3 separate regions of the Homo sapiens genome follow, and regions 2 and 3 are each linked to region 1. Evidence: read pairs that join two places in POLR2A ChIA-PET (ENCODE). Cell type or tissue: MCF 10A. All regions are shown on one strand. Each heading gives the region's core, and the rest is flanking DNA. Links, peaks and the distances in the headings are about the cores only. Region 1 has its middle 78 kb from the start of MIR4262. Region 2 has its middle 20 kb from the start of MIR3681HG. Region 3 has its middle 39 kb from the start of MIR3681HG.

Region 1 (6,280 bases), core at 641-5,640:
CTTCAGAACTGGCCTTTGGCCACCTTTGGGGAGATGTGCTCTAAACTCCAGAAATATTCTGCCCAATAAGAGTGTTTCATATGCCTGAGACTTTGTGTCATGCTGTATTAGTTTGACTAGATAAGTTTATCCAGACACTGATTTATGGTAAATGCCCTGAATGCCTGCTTTTCCTTGGGGACAGGCAGGTGGTGGGGAGGGGTGGTGTCTAGAATCTGAGAAGCTGAGGTCAGTCGCATTAGGTGCTGCATGACTATGAAACTGACCCACAAGAAAAGCCTTGGACACCAAGACTCAGCAGAGCCTCCCTGGTTGGGCACACTCCATGCGTGTCGTCACATGTTGATACTCAGAAATTAGATGTCCCAGCCGGGCGCAGTGGCTCACGCCTGTAATCCCAGCACTTTGGGAGGCTGAGGAGGGTGGATCACTTGAGGTCAGGAGTTCAAGGCCAGCCTGGCCAACATGGTAAACCCTGTTTCTACTAAAAATAGAAAAAAATTAGCCAGGCATGGTGGCATGTGCCTGTAATCCCAGCTACTCAGGAAGCTGAGGCAGGAGAATCGCTTGAACCCGGGAGGTGGAGGTTGCAGTGAGCTGAGACCGTGCCACTGCATTTCAGCCTGGGCAAAAAAAAGCATGACTCCATCTCAAAAAAAAAAGAAAAAAGAAAGAAAAGAAAAGGAGAAGAGAAAGAAAAAAAAGAAAAAGAGAAAAGAAAGAAATTAGACATCCCTATAAAACTCCCCTGGGAGGATTTCCCTGAGTGCTTCTGCCTTATTTTTCCTAGACTTTACTCCACACCCCTTTCCCTTTGCTGACTTTCATCTTTGATCTGCAGCCTTTCCCTGCAATAAAGTATAACTGAATATAACAGCCTCTGAGTCCTGTCCATTCTTCTAGCACATCACCAAGTTCATTTTGAAGAAAATCAACAAGATGGGACGAAAATGCATCACATAACTATAATAAGAAACTTAGATGGCATTGGAACAGAAGGATGAATGGAATGGACCAGGGACCCTGACGATCTCTCTTCTCCCACACATTGCACATTTTTCAAGCCTCCACATTTCCTTCAGTTGAACCTTCATTTTGCAATGTACTACTTCTACTATTGAGCTTCTGCTAATTCTTACGTTCTATTCAAGTGGCACTTGTTTTATGAAACTTTCCCCAGCTTCAAGGAAAAGGAATTGCTCCCTACTCAAAGCTCCCATAGAAATTTGTTCTGGCCTCAGCACTAATCACATTGAAGCAATGTTGTACAGCCTGTATTTATCTGTCTTCTCTCCCGCTAAACTGTGGGTCCCAGAGGGCTCAGTCAGTACCTGATTCATCCCTGTCTCCCTGGCACACACCACAACATAGAGGACCCAGTAGATGTTAAATAAATGTATGGTGAATGAGTAAAATATGAATAATGATGAAAACTCAAGTGTTGGGAGGTAAGTAAATTGTAGTGTTCAATAGGAACTATGGAAAAGGATAACAAAACCTGAGATTTACATTTGGGATAAATAATGTGTCATCCAATGAAAAATTTCAGGATTTATTCGATTTCACTTACACACACCCACAAAATGAAGGCATCATAAAGACCAGACTAATAATTACAGAAGATATGTGTAGAGTTTGCCAATTTGTTATAGTGATTGAAGAGTGTCTCCAAATAAATATGTTTTTTCAGGAAGATCCTTCATGGTGAACTGCAAACAAGCCTTGAAAGTTAAACTATGAAAACTGGGTAGTTTTATTGAGTCACAGTCTGATATGAAACTTCCATTCATGATGGAATCCATTCATCTGCCTCTAGATATAGTTTTTTACTTAATTTTAAAGACTCTTGCTTCAAATCTAGGCACTGTAAAACCACATTACTTCATGCACATTAATTAGAAGAACTTTCTTTTAAAAGATAGAGATTAAAGGAGAATCTCTCCTTTGCATTATTTATAGATAAAATATTTGCTAATCAAATGAATACTAGTAATGCTATTACAGGAAGAACTCAAAACCCTAAGTAATCTCCCATTTTCTTTCTCACTCTGAGTGTACTCTACCTGCGTTACGGAATATGGTAGCTACTAGTAATATACGGCTAAGAATCACTTGAAATGGGGCTAGTACTATAAAGGAATTAAATTTTCCATTTTATTTCATTTCAATAGCCACATTGAAAAGTAGCTAGTGGCTACCATCTTAGATAATGATATAGAAAATTTCCATCATCTAATGAAAGATATACTAGATCGTGTTGGCTTATACTCTAGATGTCCAAAATTCAGTAAGTATCAATGAAATTAACAAACAATGACAAGTGTGTGGTTTATCAAAATATAAACTCTGACACTGAGCTATAAAAGATGAAGGGTGGTCCTTATCTTCAAGGAGGCAGATGTGTAAATAGCGAAAATAGTGAATCATCCCTAATGCAGGAAGGCAGAAAAATTACATGAGGGAGCTAGTAGATCAAAGAAAGCTCTAGCAGAGACGTGATATTTGAACCAATTCATAGAGTAAAGAAAAATTTAGACAACAAATGGGGCGGGGTTAGGGAGCCCTTAAGCCAAGGGAACCCCTGTGTATAAAGGACAGAAAGGCACTGTGAAGGGCCATGGCATCTGGTTGGCAGCACATGGATTAGAGAGGCCAGAAGGGAAAGATGATAGTGTAGCAAGGAGGCATGAAGACCTCGTAGATCAGGGAGCTTACAACAGTCCCTTGGGAAGATAGGGAATTGTATTGGGTTTTAATTGAGCAACGATATGGAACATAGGATCTGTGTTATATAAATGTCATAATGGCTAGGCACAGTGGTTCATGCCTGTAATCCCAACACTTTCGGAGGTGAGTGGATTTCTTGAATCCAGGAGTTTGAGACCAGTCTGAGCAACATAGTGAGACCCCATCTCTACAAAAATAAATACAAAACTTAGCTGGGCATGGTGGCACACACTTGTACTCCCAGCTACGAGGGAGGCTGAGGTGGGAGGATAGATAGAGTCCAGGAGGTCCAGGCTGCAGTGAGCCATGATTATGCCACTGCACTCCAACCTGGGTGACAGGGCAAGACCCTGTCTCAAATAAATAGGTCATAATGGCTGCTGAGGGAGAAATGGAGAGAATGGAGATAGATCAGAGATGAGGAGGCCAAGGAGGACATTGAGGCCAACAAGCAGAAGAGAAGCGACCATGCTGAGCCAGGACAGAGGAGGTGAGGCTCGAGAGGAAGCAAGCAACGCAACAGCTGTTTATTCAAAATGGGTTAATATTTTTTAAAAAGACTATTTTATGAAAATTTAGCAAGTGTGAGACATGCAATCATTCTGGCATCCCAACAGCATATGCTGTGAGAGAAGGTGTTGCTGCAATTGTTAGGATGGGCTCTCCTTAAAGCTCACAAAACCACTCCAAAATGCTGAGCATGCAGCAACCCAAGAAAGCCCGTTGCCACCTGCTGCAATCACTCAGCCAGCACAGCAGTTGTGTGATGGATGCTCAGGGTCACAGTAGATACCGGCCATGGCAGGCGAGCCAAGCATGGCAAAGAACGAGCTGGGCACGAAGATGCCAGACCCGGCCCTCCCGAGGCCTTGCACAAAACCCTGGAAAGAGTCCAGGATGTGGGCTCACACAGCCCATGTTCTAGGGTCCAGCTCAGCAACTTACCAGAGCCAGGCCTTTGAGTGACTCACTAGACTCTAAGCTCCTAATTTCCTCACCTCTAGAATGAGGCAATGCTATTTATCTCATAAGGTTTATAGGAGCATGACTAGTACATACTGAGTGCCTTAAATGAGTTAGTTCCCTTTACCTTCCCCAAAGCAGGCTTTCTGAGTAGCCAATCCCAAAAGTCTAGTGGGAAGAGTTCATATTTAACATGGAGCCAAAGTCCTTTCCACTCTCATGTCACATTTTTCTTTGATGTCCCCAGTCCTTGGTAGAATCTAAATACTCTATAGGCTTGGGAAGAGCCCAGGGAGTGGGCCTCATTGAATAGCTTTGTGAGGATACTTTATTCAATAAAACTATCCCTAGAGTAACTGAGGGGAGTCTGTTCTTTGCTAGAAAGCTTTGAAGAGGGCAACTGAGCTAAAGAACATGTTGGAAACTTCTCACAATTAGAGTCTAAACAATCTAAACTGAACTTTTGCAAACCATTCATGCCTTACATAAACTTAATAAGGTCCTGAGGGATTTTTATTTAAAAGAATAAAAATGCCCATTGCTTCTTCTGGAGTGGTTTCTATGGGCTCCTTTTCACATGGTTACTCCTTGTAATGATCCTGTGTGGTAGATTGTTGTTACGAACTGAATCATGCCCACACTCCCCATGCCAAATTCATATGCTGAAACCCAAACCCCAAATACATCAGAATGAGATTGCATTTGGACACAGGCCCTTCAAAGAGGTAATTAAGTTAAGCAGACCTTAGAATAGGTCTTAATCCAGTCTGACTGGTGTCCCTGTGAGAAGAGAAGATTAGGACACACGGGGAGATGCCAAGGGAACCAGCCATGTGAAGAGACAGCAAGGGGGCATCATCTGAAACCAAGGAAAGGGCCTCAGAGGAAACCAATCCTTCTGGCATTTTGGTCTTAGACATTCGGCCTCCAGAACTGTGAGAGAACAAATTTCTATTGTTTCAACCACCCAGTCTACGGTATTCTGTTATGACAAGCCTAGCAAACTAATACATGGGTTCGATATTTTTAAACTCCCAATTTTTCAGATGAACAAATGGCTTGAGTTTGCACAGCTACACTTGAATTTGAACATGGACTTGCTTGAAAACTCATGCTTTTAACATTACCTTGTGCTATGATTCAAACATGTCATTCAAATTTTATGTGTTGGAAACTTGATCCTCAAATTCATGTGTTGATTGGAGGTGAGGCCTTTGGGAGGTGTTAGGATTAGATAAGATCATCAGGGTAGGGCCCTCATGATGGGACCAGTGGCTTTATAAGAGAAAGGGAGATCTAAACTGACACACATGCATACGCAAGCCCTTCCTCATATACTGCCCCCCACCAGGTTATGATGCAGCAAGAAGGCCCTCACCAGATGCCAGTGTCATGCTCTTGGACTTCCCAGCCTCCAGAACTATGAGTCAAATAAACTCCTTTCCTTTATAAATTTCCCAATCTCCAGTATTCAGTTATAGCAACAGGAAACAGATTAAGACACCCTGAATATTTGCAAAGCAAGTTAGGTTTTAGGCACATTTTATGAAGTTACTATTTTTAAGCAAGTTTGCATGAAGATGGTATCTCTACATTCAGTTCCAGTTTCATCTTCGATCTGGTTAATTCCCACTCTAGATCACTACTTGTTTCCAATCACAATAAACACTAGCCATGCCATGACTAAACTGTAGCCGTAAGTAGTAAGGCTATTAAATTCACTCTCCTATGACCAAGATAAAGAAGGATAAAATGGAAAAAAGAATTGAAACTCTTATTCCTACCATCCTCAATCTACTACCGTGATAATAATTATAACTTTTTCCCATTTATCCCGACAGATTATGCATGGGAATGGATACTAAGGGAGTGGGTTAACAATGGAAGAAACACAAAATTGGATCAGGATGTATTTACTGATATGGAACCACTAAGTAGAGATTCTGGATTTAATGCTGTACCTCAGGGGGTCAGAAAGGGCTCTATTTGGTTGGTTTGTTGGCTGAAACATGAACCAAATGTGGTCTATACTAAATGAAGCTGAAATGCCATAACTACTTTGGTATACTACAAAAGAAGATATCCAAAGACTTAGACTGGATGTTAGAACAGATTTACCTTGTAAGATCTGCTCATCCAACCTGGAAGGGTCAAAAGGACATACCTATGACTATGACTGTGAGAAGTAAACTTGTGTGGGGAGCCCCAGCATCCTTGGAGAGTTCTGGGGTTGCTCTTCCCTGTAAGCCAGAAATCACAGTAGGTACTGTGTCCACTGAACTGTGATCTTTAAAAGCAATGGGGAAAATTGGATGCAAGGATGGGCCAACGGGGCCAAGTAATGGCATTTAATCACCAAAGACAAGGTGGGTGTGGTTACTGTAATGGACAGCAGAGTCAAAGCAGCAGTCTGAAAAGTGTGACTCTCAGAGACCTATGGTGTTGGTTAATTGATCATTGTGTCCTTAGAAGAGAAATACGTGGATATTCCACTAAATTCTTACTTGATCTGTATAAGCAGAAGAGTCCTAGGTTGAATAAAGAGAAGTCCACCATGAATTACCAAAAACAGAGTTGAAATCCTTTCGCC
Region 2 (6,280 bases), core at 774-5,773, 71 kb before region 1:
TGCTGCCCAGGAAATTGCCTATGAGCTTGCTGGGTTGAGTGGAAGTGCACTGGCTCCAGGAAGAGGACATTACAGGGCAGCCAGGCTGAGGCACATGGTGTGGGGACCATGGTCACTGGGATCACCACGAGGTCAAGGGATCCCTCAACTCTGGGGCCACAAAAGGCATCCCTGTCCTCTTGGTCATAGACACAATAATAAAATGGGTTTTGCTGTTTTAGACAAATCTGGATATAGGGAGGGGGACATAGTGAAAAGCAAGGAAAAATTCCAAGGCCGTTTCCTCCCAGAGGATGTCCACTTTGACATCCAAGTTGGCCAGGTTGAAGAAATAGCAATCCTTGAAGCATGCTGTCTGTGACAGGGAGGAACTCCTCCTTCACTTCTTGAGTGTTTCAAGATGTATCTTTATAAGTAACAAACTAAAATGAAGATTAATGGGTGGAGGGAGACATGGAGCCAAATCTTACCCCAACAGGAACCACACGGCGGGGCACGCCACAGCCTGGGGAGTTTGGTCGGGAGAGTTGCCGAGATGGCTGTCAGAGCAGCAGAGGAAAGAATCCATCTCCCTGGGCTGGGACCGATTCCTTCTCATCTCCTGGAGGAAGACAAGGATTTCCTCAAATAAAGTGAAAGTCTCCTTTGGTCCAAGGTCACGGACATCCTTGTCCAACTTTGCTTCCGTTTACACACAAGGAAATGAGAACACTGAAGCCGATTAACTAAAGATGAAGTAGATGTGGTCCAAGTGTAAGTTTGAGCCAAAAATGTTCCTTCAAAGTCCAGTCCAAGAAAGCTCTTTCTAGATTTGGTGTCAGCATTTGGATTTTCCCCCAAAGATTTAGTCCATATTCTCAATAAGGAGAGGCTTGGGATTGGGAGGGGTGGAGAATTAGAGATGTAGTGTTGAGAGCACACACAACAGAGCAAGCTCTGGAGTCAGACAACGTTGGCTTCCGATCCTGGCTGTACCGCTAATGACTGTGTGATCTTAGGCAAGTATTTTAGCCTCTCTGAGCCTCAGTCTCCTGTCCTGCAAAAGTAAGCTTGACATCGTCGTTCTCACATTGTTGTGCAGATTAAATGAAATGACATATGCAAAGGTGCATAACACACAGCCCTGGAATGTCATAGAAAACACTCGCCAAATGTTAGTTTCCTTCCTTTTCAAATTACCTATTTAGAATTTCTGAATGTATTCGTACTGAGAAGTACTGTTGAGAAGGGTGTCTTCAATTATACTTTATAGAGAATATGAAACATATGGGAGGAAGATATTGATCCCAAGCTGCCAAAATTATTTTTGTGGAAAGAAAATTCAGAATCACTCCAGATCCATACTGCACTCTTAGCTGCAGGTGCGCCTATGAAGTCTTTGACAAAATTAAGTTGAATATATTCATTATGACATAAATAGAATTCGGGGAGCTACTTCATTCAGGTTGGAGCTATGAGTGGCACCATCTTCTGCAGAATCACTCCATCGGGTATGTATCAACACATTTGAAAATGTCAGACTGAAAAGAGGAAGTTTTCTCTCTGGGATTTGAACACCTGGTGTGAGAAATCTAAGAGAAAGGTAATGGCAGAGAAAGAAGAGATTAATTTTTATTCTTTATGTATAATAAATTCAGTCACCACCAAACAAAGCAATAGGTCTTCCTTTCAATGTTGTCACTTGAAAGATATTATTAAATGGCCTTTTCAAAATAATCCATGTAGCATATTTGCACTGAAATAGTGAGTTTCTGAGACACGCACAGGTAAGAGGGTTAGGTGCTTCACAATGTCATGCAACTCCATCTGCTTAGAAGTGGCTGCTGCTGGGAACTGTGAAATCATGACGTTAGTGTACTGCAGGGGCCAGGGGGCCAGAGGGAGAAAATGAGCATTTATTGATTGTTCTGCTATGTGCCTGGCACAGGGTTTGGCACTCAGAGATGTTATATTGCTTGAAATGCACCGCATTTTTGTGAGGTCGAATTACCACCTCATTCTAGAGAGGAGGAAATTGAGTCCAATGAAATTAACTAACGAGTTGATGGCAAGGGTTGGATTTCAGCACGAATTCGTCTCACTCCAAAGCCAAGCCTTTTCCATGGCCACATTGCCTGCCCAAGACCCCAAGTGGGCTCCATTCACCCCACTCTTGCTCTAAAGTTGAAGAATTTCCAGCCCAGAAAGCTGAAGTATATCACTTTAAGTCAAACTGAACTCATCCTCAAGGTTGAAGTAGAACGCAACGTCTGTAAATGCTGGCAGAGTTCATTTTCCTCCATGTCTCCCTCATGGAAAAGGCCACTGGACATGGACATCATGAATCTGGTTCTCCCCTCCCCAGTCACCTCCAGCTCAGTCAATAGAACCACCACGTGGAACCACCACAGGCTCCAGGCAACCTTGGCATCCTCCTACAGCTCACACATCAGCACATCTTAGTATCTTTACCTTCAAAAGATCCCTCAAGTCCACCCACATCCCACCCCCTCCGCCATCAGCCCCACTCCATGCCCCCACCATCAGCTTTTGCCTGATGGTTGCAGTCTCCTAACTGGTAGCTCAACTCCTCCTTGTAAACCCTACAAGAGCCAATCCCTCCAGATGGATCCTGAGTAGCTAACCAGGCCTAAATTCAAATTACAGACGAGCAGCCATTTGTTGACAGGAGGTCAGGCATGTACTCTGCATGCCCAGAAAACTCACATCATCAAGTAACTTTGGGAGTTTCATAGCTGTCTGTTCCTGCTCATGCCGCCTGCATCAAAGGTGCTGGAAAATCCCATTTTGCCTCCTATACCTAATCAACGGACTGTGACCTGTGTCAGCCAATCAGAACCAAACAAGTTTGCATCCTTCTTTTGCATAGTGAACCAGAGTGGGAACCTGGGCAGGAACGTTTTCTATAAGAGACAGCCCCTCTCTTTGTTCTCCCAAAACGCCCCTCTGTTGTGTTCCAAAAGCTGCCACTCCCAGTTTGCAAACTACACTGGAATTAAGTCTCATTCCTTTAAAAAACAAAATCATTTCAAGGGATTTGTTGACGTACTCTTCACTCTTTCCTGTCTGGTTTTAGAGCAGCTTGAAGACATTTTCCTTCACTCTCTCACTCATTCACTCATTCAACAAATATTTTTGAGTACCTATTGTGGGCCAGGCACTGTTATAAGTGGGAATTCAGCAGTGATAAAAATAAGCTAGAATCCCTGACCTCACGAAGCTTACAGTTTAAAAAGGGGAACAGGCAATTTACAAAGTATGTAAAACATAGAGTAAATTATATAGTGATACCTTCCAGGAAGAAAAACAAAGCAGGAAAGGGTGCCAAAAAAGTCTCTCTAAGAAGGTAACTTGGCTGTGAATGCCCAAGGGAAGGGAGGAGTGAGCCTGAGCTTTGTGTCTATTTGGGAGAAGGACGTTCTGTGCAGAGGGGACCCAGCGCCAGGGCCTGGGACAAAAGCAGGATGGGCACATTCCAGGAATAGCAGGGAGGTGGGGCCAGGGCTAGAACAGAGAGAATGAGGGGAGAGAAATAGGAGACACCTTAGAGGAAGCCCTCCAATGGTAAAGAGTTACCCTTGGCTGAGCCCCACACACATACCAAAAATCCTATGGAGCATTTTGCATTTATTTATTTATTTCTAATTCTCATAAATCAATAGCCTTCAAAATATCCTTACTTTTCAAATGAGAACATTGAGATTGGGAAATGTTCAGTGACTCGCCCAGGGTCACACAGAGCCCAATCTGTCTAATTTCATTGCACTATAGCTGCTTCTCTATTGATCTGGGTTTGTGCCATGATACTAAGTCAGGGCATGGCTTAAGCAAAATCCGCTTGGCTCTGAGGTCAATCACAGATTGAATTATGACCTCAGTTCTGAATTAGAAAGAGCTGCTAAGAGCAGACTGTGAGCTGAAACCAAAACTCACTGTGAACAACAGCCTTAATTGGGCTCTATGTTCTTAGAGACTTGAGGTTCAATTTCCATGGACTTCAGTTTCTCCAGTGTAAAATGAGATTGGAGTTCATCAACTGGTCTCTAGGCTAGAAAGGCCCTTAGAGATCATGCAATTCAACATCCTCATTTGCAGAAGGTGAGACAGTCTCAAAGAGGAGGCATGACCAGCACAAGGTCACAAGGTGGGTCAAAGGCAGAGCTGGGACTCCCACCCAACTCAGTGCTCCCCCCACCTCAGGGCACACACCTGCCCCCGTGGAGACATGTGAATGACCCTGCCTTTGATTCAAGGTACTAGAGTAAGGGGAAGGGAATGAAAACTGGGGCAAGTGTTTCAAGTGAGTCCTTGAAGGAAGCTTCCCTACCCTGGCACAATGCTCAGTCCTTCCTCACACCTGGTAGCAGCCCCCAAAATGATATGTCCGCATTCTAATAGCTGGACCAGGGGATAATACTTAATATAGCAAAAGATGGGATTAAGTTTATGGTCTTGAGAGGAGGAGGAGGAGCTCATTCTGGATTATCATGGGGGGTCCTAAATGCACTCACAGGTGTCCTTCCTGAACAGCAGTAAGAGTCTTGGGACAAGGGAGGCAGAGAATGAAGTGGTGGAGCCATCAGCCAAGGAATGCCTGGAGCCACCAGCAGCTGGGAGACACAGGGAACGGATACTCCCCTAGAACCTCTGGAGGGAGCACAGCCCTATTCATACCTTAATTTCATTTTCTGCTCAGTGAAACCGATTTCAGACTGCTAGCCGCCAGAGCTGTGAGAGTAGACATTTCTGTTGTTTGAAGCCCCAAGTTTGTGGTAATTTGTTCCAACAGCCCCAGGAAACGAGTTACCCCCATCTGCTAACTTCTTGCTGTTTTCCCGACCTCTTGCCACTCTGTCTACTCCCTTGTCTGAATGGCCCCAGACTCCAGCTGCAGATACCTTATCCCCCTCCACTGCCGCTCTCCCCTCAGCCTCAGCCCTTACCTCTCCAGCTTACTCTCTCTTCTCTGCCCCTTGCCACTCATCCTTCCCAGCTCTTCCAGTCCCCAGAACCTCCCTTCCCAACAGCAGCTCCCCAAGGCACCCCCTCCCCTTCTGCCTGAGACAACAGTGGGCTGGAAGCCTCTTCCAGCAGCGTCACAAATCTTCATTAGGGCCATAACGATCACTAATGTGCTGGAACCGCAATGGTCTGTTAGCAAGCTTTGTCAGCGGCAGCATGAGGGATGAGGGCCCGGCTGCCAACCAGCCCCCGCCCCCCACCCCTGCCCCCCAGTTGTCATTGCCTCGCTGGTGAGTTTTATGAATGAAAGAAAGTACGATGGAATTGCTATTAGGATGAACTCAGCGCTGGGCCAGCATGGGGGCTGCAGCTCCCTCTCTTAGAGTGGGCAGAGCTGCTCCTCAGTACCGTAAGAGGCACCACCGTTAGTAAAGCTCCCTCTAACCATCCAAACCAGACCACGAGCAATCCAGGAGGCTTCCCACATAAAACAGGAGACGCTCAATTAAATTTGAATTTCAGATGAGCAACAAATAAGTATGAACCATGCAATATCCAACACATATCTATGCTACAAATGTATTTATTTTTTATCCGGAAGTCAAAGTTCAGATACAATTGGGGCATCCCCTATTTTTATTTGCTAAATTCTGGTGACCCTAGACCTGGCCGGGGTCTCCGCCTGGCAGCTCTGGTCAGTGTCCCTTATTCACCACATCACAGCCTACCTTTAACAGCAGCATCCGCCCAGACCACCAGGAGCAGCACTTGGACAGAAGCCAAGGAAGCTGTGGCATTTTGAGGATTTGCTAGAATTCTGAGAGGCCCAGACAGGTAGGCTCACGAACTGAAACTTCGGCAGAGACAAAGAACTGATGTGCTGATGTGGTGGCCATGGAAAGCGGGAGACAGTAGGAGATGGCTAGGAAAGGCTGTGCCACAGTCGTGCGATTCATCCAATCCAGCCACCACGTGCTCCACACAGCACTGCCAGCACAGAATGGAGAAAAGCACAGTCTCTGTCCTGAGGGAGGCAAGGAGGATGCTGTGCAATTTCCCTCCCTAATAACCCTGAGGTGAGTGAGGGTGGACTCACCCTCACTCACTCTCTACACCTCCTCCCAGCTCCTGAAATCAGCGGCTGTTCCCACCGTCCCTCACCTGCAATCTCTCACACCAATCGGCATTTCTGTAACTGTGGTGCTCTGCTGTAAGCCCTTGTCCTGTCCCTCCACTTTGGATCATTGCCCTCCATAAACTTATTCTGTTTCAGGTCACCTGCCACCCAGCTGCCACGTTTCTGGCTCTAAGAAACCAC
Region 3 (6,280 bases), core at 719-5,718, 53 kb before region 1:
CTCTATGAGCCCCAAACATCTGAGACAGGTCCCAGTCAGTTTAGAAAGTTATTTTGCCAAGGTAAGGTTAAGGATGCATGCCTGTGACCCAGCCTCAGGAGGTCCTGATGATATGTGCCCAAGGTGGCTGGGGGACAACTCAGTTTTACACATTTTAGGGAAATAAGAGACATCAATCAATATATGTAAGATGACCACTGGTTCAGTCAGAAAAGGCAGGACAACTCTAAGCAAAGGCAGGACAACTCAAACTGGGGAGGGGGCTTCCAGGTCATAGGTAGATAAGAGACAAATGGTTGCCTCCTTTCTAAAGGAGGCAATTGGATATGCATTCATCTCAGTAAGAAGAGGGATGACTTTGAATAGAAGGAAAGGCAGGTTTGCCCTAAGCAGTTCCCAGCTTGCCTTTTCTCTTTAGCTTAGTGATTTTGGGGTCCCAAGACTTGTTTTCCTTTCATGGTGCCAAGAATATACACTGGGAAAGGACATCCTCTTCTATAAATGGTGCTGGGAAAATTAGAGCTCCATGAAGCTCTAATGCAGAAGCATGAACCTGGACCCCTAGGTTCACTGTAGATCTCATACCATATATTAATACAAAAACCAGCTCAAGATGGATCAAAGACTTAAACATAAGACCTGAAAATATAAAACTACTACATCAGGGAAACACTTCAGAACATTTGTCTAGGCAGAGATGTTGAGGATAAGACCTCAACAGCACAAAAATAGACAAAAGAGACTTAACCTAAAAAGCTTTTGCATAGCAAAGAAAACAACCAACAGAATGAAGAGATAACCTGATGAATGGAAGAAAATACTTGCAAACTATTAATCTCACAAGGGGCTAATATCTAGAAAATACTCAAGGAACTCAAATAACTCAGTGCAATAATAATAATAATCCCGTTGAAATGTGGGCAAAGGACATGAATAGACATGTCTCAAAAGATGACATACAAATGGCCAACAGGTATATGAAAAAATGCTAACCATCATTAATAGTCAGGGAAATGCAAATCAGAACCACAATGAGATATTATCTCACCCCAGCTAAAGTGGCTATTATGGAAGAGATTAAAAAAAACAACAAAACAAAACAAAAAAACAGATGTTGGCAAGGATGTGGGAGGAAAATGACTCTCATACACTGTTTATGGGGATGTAAATTAGTACAGCCACAATGGAAAACAGTGTGGAGATTTCTCAAAAAGCTAAAAAAACAAAAAACAAACAAACAAAAAACTATACAATCCAACCATCCCATTACTGGGTATTTATCCAAAGGAAAAGAAATCAGTATATCAAAAGGATACCTGCACGCCCATGTTTATCACAGCGCTGTTCACAGTAGCTAATATATGTGGGGTGTGGTGATGAAGAGAGGTTGATGAACGGACACAAACATACAGTTCAATAAAAGGAATAAGTTCTAATGTTAGATAGCAGAGTAGGGTGACTATGGATAGCAACGATGTACTGTATATAGCTAGAAGAGAGAACTTCAAATCAAATGTTCCCAAAACATAAAAACCATAAATACTTGAGGTGTTGGGTGCCCTAAATACCCTGACATGATTATTACACATTCTGTGCATGTCACAAAATATCACATGTACCCCATAAATATGCACAAATATTATATATCCATTTTAAACATCATAAAAGAAATGAGGGAGATGCCACCCCATATTCCTTGCTCAGAACAAACTTGACTTGTATGTTTCTAAGCAGCTGGTACTATGAGCATTTTGAGGGCAGATTCTGAACTTTATCTCCAGATCATCTGTGCTTAGCATTTGACACTAAAACTGAATATTGAATTCAATCTTACCTATCACAAGGTATACGTGTAGCTCTGGGAGCTTACGTATTTGGAGAGAAGTCAGTGACATGAATATTGATTACTGCTCCTACATGTCAGCCTGTATGCCAATCACTTTGCAGATGGTAGGGAACCTGGATTGTTTTGCCATTTAATCCTTATAATTCTATGAAACACAGGTTTATAGACCAGAAACTGAAAGTCAGAACGGTTAAGGTCATACATCCAGTTAGTTTAGCATCAAGATTGGGATCCCATCTGTATACTTCCAAACACTGGCTCCTTCTACTCACCATGGTTTCTCATTAATCCTCACCACCTTCTCTGCCCATTCATTAATTCAGTTACTTATTCATTTATTCATTAAATCCGGCAACAAATAAATATTCATGGAGAACCTTCCACGTGCCAGACTCTCTTCTAGGCAACTGCAGTGGAGCAACAAAAGACAAGCAAGGACCGTACCCAAATGAAGCTTATATCCCAGCTAGGAAGGGATTTGACCATCTAAATAGCATTCAGATGGCTGATCTATAAAATATATAAATAGGGAAACGTCATTCAGGGATGGTCACCTGTCAAGTAAAGCTTTCTTGAAGAGGTAACATTTGAGCTGAGACCCAAACAATGTCCCTTGAAGTGGTTCCAGCTGACATATCCTCCTGCCCGTCAACATACTCTTTCATTTATTCCTGAAATTGACCCACAGAATATTCTAAGCCACCCCCAGGCCTCCTGGGGATCCGTTTTGAAAGCTGGATTTACAGATTAGTAAGAACAGATCCCAGCCTGCCTCCTTGCCAAAGTCCTGTCGGCACTTGCAGATGGTTTTTACAGATTGCTGCTTCTTATCTGTCTGGGCTGGCCCTCTCACTCGAAGGGAGAAACAGCTCATGGGAGATGGATGATTTCCAAGCAGCTTTTAGGCAGCAAGTCGTCCCTGTGGTTTTCACCCCCAGAGAACCCTTGGCTTATGTCCTTTATCTCCCTACACCACTGTCCCCGTAAAGAAAAGAACTAGGAGTGACTGAGTGTCTACTATGCTCCAAACACTGCACTTTGCACACTCATCTGAAAATGCCTTTCATTCTCATGCCCTGGGCATTACCTTCTTATACCTGGTGACACAGTCTTGCTCGTGGTCACAAATATGGCAATTGCTCTTTCCTCTACAGAAGTATTTATTTGTAAGGAAATACATCTGGAGGCAGCACACTAACTACTGAATATTTAATGTAAGTAATATAAGGCTATAGTAAGAGAAATACTGGGCCCGAACAGGAAAGAAATTAAATTAACAGAGAAACTGCATGAGGTGTGAATTCAGGCAGACTTGGATTCTAAATCTTCTTCACTATAGCACAGTGATTTTTAAGGAATCATTTAACTTCCCTAAGCATTTTTTCTCCATCTGAAAAGTGATGTTAATGCTACCTAGAGAAGTTTAATAGAGTAAGGAAAAAGGTTGGTCCCAGACAAAGCTGAGCAGTATATGATTGTGTCCAAGGGTGAGAAGAGTAAACATAGAGTAATATTCACTTCAAAAATGTACTATAATCTGGCTAGTTGCGGTGGCTCATGCCTGTAATTCCAGCACTTTGGGAGGTCAAGGTGGGTGGACCACCTGAGATCAGGAGTTTGAGACCAGCCTGGCCAACATGGTGAAACCCTATCTCTACCAAAAATATAAAAATTAGCCAGGCGTGGTGGTGGGCGCCTGTGATCTCAGCTACTCAGGAAGCTGAGGCAGGAAAATTGCTTGAACCCGGGAGGTGGAGGTTGCAGTGAGCCGAGATCACACCACTGCACTCCAGCCTGGGCGACAGAGCGAGACATCGTCTCAAAAAAAAAAAATAGTATAATCTAAGGCTTAGGTATGAGAGTTTTGTTGTTGTTGGTGGTGGTGGTGGTAGTGGTGGTTTTTTACAATAATGGCATTGTTTTTGGCCCACCAAACATCAGTTTCTTAGGGTGAAATCACATTCCCCAAGCTCACTAAACTGGGGAAAAGCCAGAATATAAACTTTTTAAATAAGGACTAGATTGTGATACAACCTCAAGGTCGACAGCATTTCCACTGTTCACTTGAAAGCACACGGGAAGCCAAATTATGATCCGAAGGTCTACTGGTGAACATGGAATCAGAACAAGAGAATTCAATGGAACACCTCTTTCAAAGCATCCAAGACAAGTTTGTCCTCCCACAGCACTGGTGAAGTTTGTCTCCACAGCTCATCTGCTTCTTTGGGTCCTTTCTATGGCCTCTTGCCTTCTCTTAGAAAGGCTAACACATGGCTTATACCTGTAATCCCAGCACTTTGGGAGGCCGAGGCAGGTGGTGCATGCCTGTAATCCCAGCTGCTCAGGAGGCTGAGGCAGGAGAATCACTTGAACCTGGGAGGCAGAGGTTGCAGTGAGCCCAGTTCGTGCCACAGAGCAAGACTCTGCCTCAAAAAAAAAAAAAAAAAGGGAAGGCTAACACGTTCAATTGAGTTACTTCAAGTCTTTTAGACCCAAGAAACATTTTTCTGTTAGAAGTGATTATGCATCACCCTCTTCTGATCTCCTTATGTTGGTTTTATAATTTAGCTTTCAGGAAGGTATCTTAGTTCTTTGTAAAAGAGTCTTAGGGGTAAGAGATCTGGGTAAGTGTAAGCGATGATTCTTTTCCTCTTACATTAATCAAATTCACAGTTTAAGACATTCCATAAAAGGAAAATCCTGCCCCAAAAGATGTCCCTTATAAATTTTAAAAAAACGTTTAGAGAAGAAACAACAGTTCTACACACTGTCTTCCAGAAAACAGAAGACAGAATGCCTCATACCTCGCTTTCTGAGGTCAGCGTTACCCTGATAGTCAAATCAGATGAAGGCAGGATTAGAAAAGAAAACTGCTGACCAATAATCCTCTTGAACATAGACACAGAAATCCTCATCAAAATATTAACAAATCGGCTGGGTGTGGTGGCTCATGCGGTAGTCCCAGCACTTTGGGAAGCCAAGGTGGGTGGATCACGTGAGGTCAGGAGTTTGAGACCAGCCTAGTCAACATCGTGAAACCCCAGCTCTACTAAAAATACAAAAATTAGCTGGGCATGGTGGTGCATGCTTGTAATCCCAGCTACTCGGGAGGCTGAGGCAGGAGAATCGCTTGAACCCAGGAGGCGGAGACTGTGGGTGGGCCGAGATTGCACCACGCCATTGCACTCCAGCCTAGGTGACAGAGCAAGACTCTGTCTTAAAAATAAATTAATTAATTAAATAAATCTACCACAAAAAAAACACCATGACCAAGTGGGGTTTATTTTATGAATGCAAAGCTTGTTCAATAAGTAATCATCTAACAGTCTAAAGAAGAAAAACCAAATGATTATATAGTTGGTGCAGAAAAGGCATATGACAAAACTTAGTATCTATTCATAATAGAAATTCTCAGCAACTAGAAATAAAAGGAAACTTTCTTAACCGGAGAAAGGATATCTACAAGAAACCTGCAGTTCACATCACAGTTAACAGTGAAAACTGAGTAATTTCTCCCAAAGATCAGGAACAAGGCAAAGGTGTCCATCCTCACTAGTGTTCAACATCACACTGTAAGTGCTTGCCAGTGAACTGAGGCAGGAAAAAGAAGCAAAAGGCCTACATATGGGAAAGAAAGAAATAAAACTGCACTTATTTTCATAAGAAATAATTTTCTACACTAAAAAACTTCTAGACCTAGTAAGTGCATTTAGCAAGGCCACAGGACACAAAGCCAACACACAAAAATCAATCAGATTCCTGTATACTACTCATCAACAATTGGAAACTAAAGTTTTTTTAAGTTTATAATAGCTGCCCCCCCAATTAAATACTTAGATATAAACCTAACAAGTTAAATACTTAGATATAAACCTAACAAGTCATCTGCAATAGGAGTCTGCAAACTTTCTGCAAGGAGCACATAGTAAACTTTTTAGACTTTGCAGGCTGCTATGATCTCTATTGAATGTTCTTTGTTTTTGTTCTGTTTTGTTTTATTTTGAGGATTTTTAGAAACTTCTTAACTCACTAGTCCCACAAAATAGGCCACAGACCAGATTTAACTGCTAGGTCATAATTTGCAAACTCCTGACCTATAGGATCTGTATGCTAAAAACTACAAAATTCTAATGAAAAAAATCAAAAAAGACACAAATAAATGGGGAGACATCCTGTGTTCATGGTTTGGAAGACTCGGTGTAGTAAAGACAACAGTTGTCTCAGAATTGATCTACAGATTTAACAAAGTATCAATCAAAATCCCAGAACTTGTTTGTAGATACAGACAAGTTGATTCTAAAATTTATATGAAAAGGCGAAGGAACGAGCAAAGCTAAAACTGTTTTTTTTTAAAAGTATAAAGTTGAAATGATTACACTACCCAATTTTAAGGCTCATTACAAAAGTATGGTAATTATGATAGTGTGGTATGAG

The links. ChIA-PET counts read pairs that join two places held together with the same protein. Peaks named below come from ENCODE experiments on the same cell type or tissue, not always from the same donor. Only the 100,000 strongest peaks of a DNase experiment are listed, where the experiment ranks them.
Region 2: POLR2A ChIA-PET joins it to region 1 with 5 read pairs; 3 of 35 experiments call an interaction of 5 or more read pairs at or near these places.
Region 3: POLR2A ChIA-PET joins it to region 1 with 5 read pairs; 2 of 35 experiments call an interaction of 5 or more read pairs at or near these places.

Annotation. Positions count from the first base shown.
Region 1 is chr2:11,911,981-11,918,260 of GRCh38, reverse strand. No RefSeq gene overlaps it. Among named protein-coding and RNA genes, the nearest start is that of MIR4262, 78 kb to the right of the region's middle. In MCF 10A, for the core only: no CTCF peak of the experiment used is centred there; a DNase peak (open chromatin) is centred at 3,660.
Region 2 is chr2:11,983,549-11,989,828 of GRCh38, reverse strand. No RefSeq gene overlaps it. Among named protein-coding and RNA genes, the nearest start is that of MIR3681HG, 20 kb to the left of the region's middle. In MCF 10A, for the core only: no CTCF peak of the experiment used is centred there; no DNase peak of the experiment used is centred there.
Region 3 is chr2:11,964,658-11,970,937 of GRCh38, reverse strand. No RefSeq gene overlaps it. Among named protein-coding and RNA genes, the nearest start is that of MIR3681HG, 39 kb to the left of the region's middle. In MCF 10A, for the core only: no CTCF peak of the experiment used is centred there; a DNase peak (open chromatin) is centred at 2,667.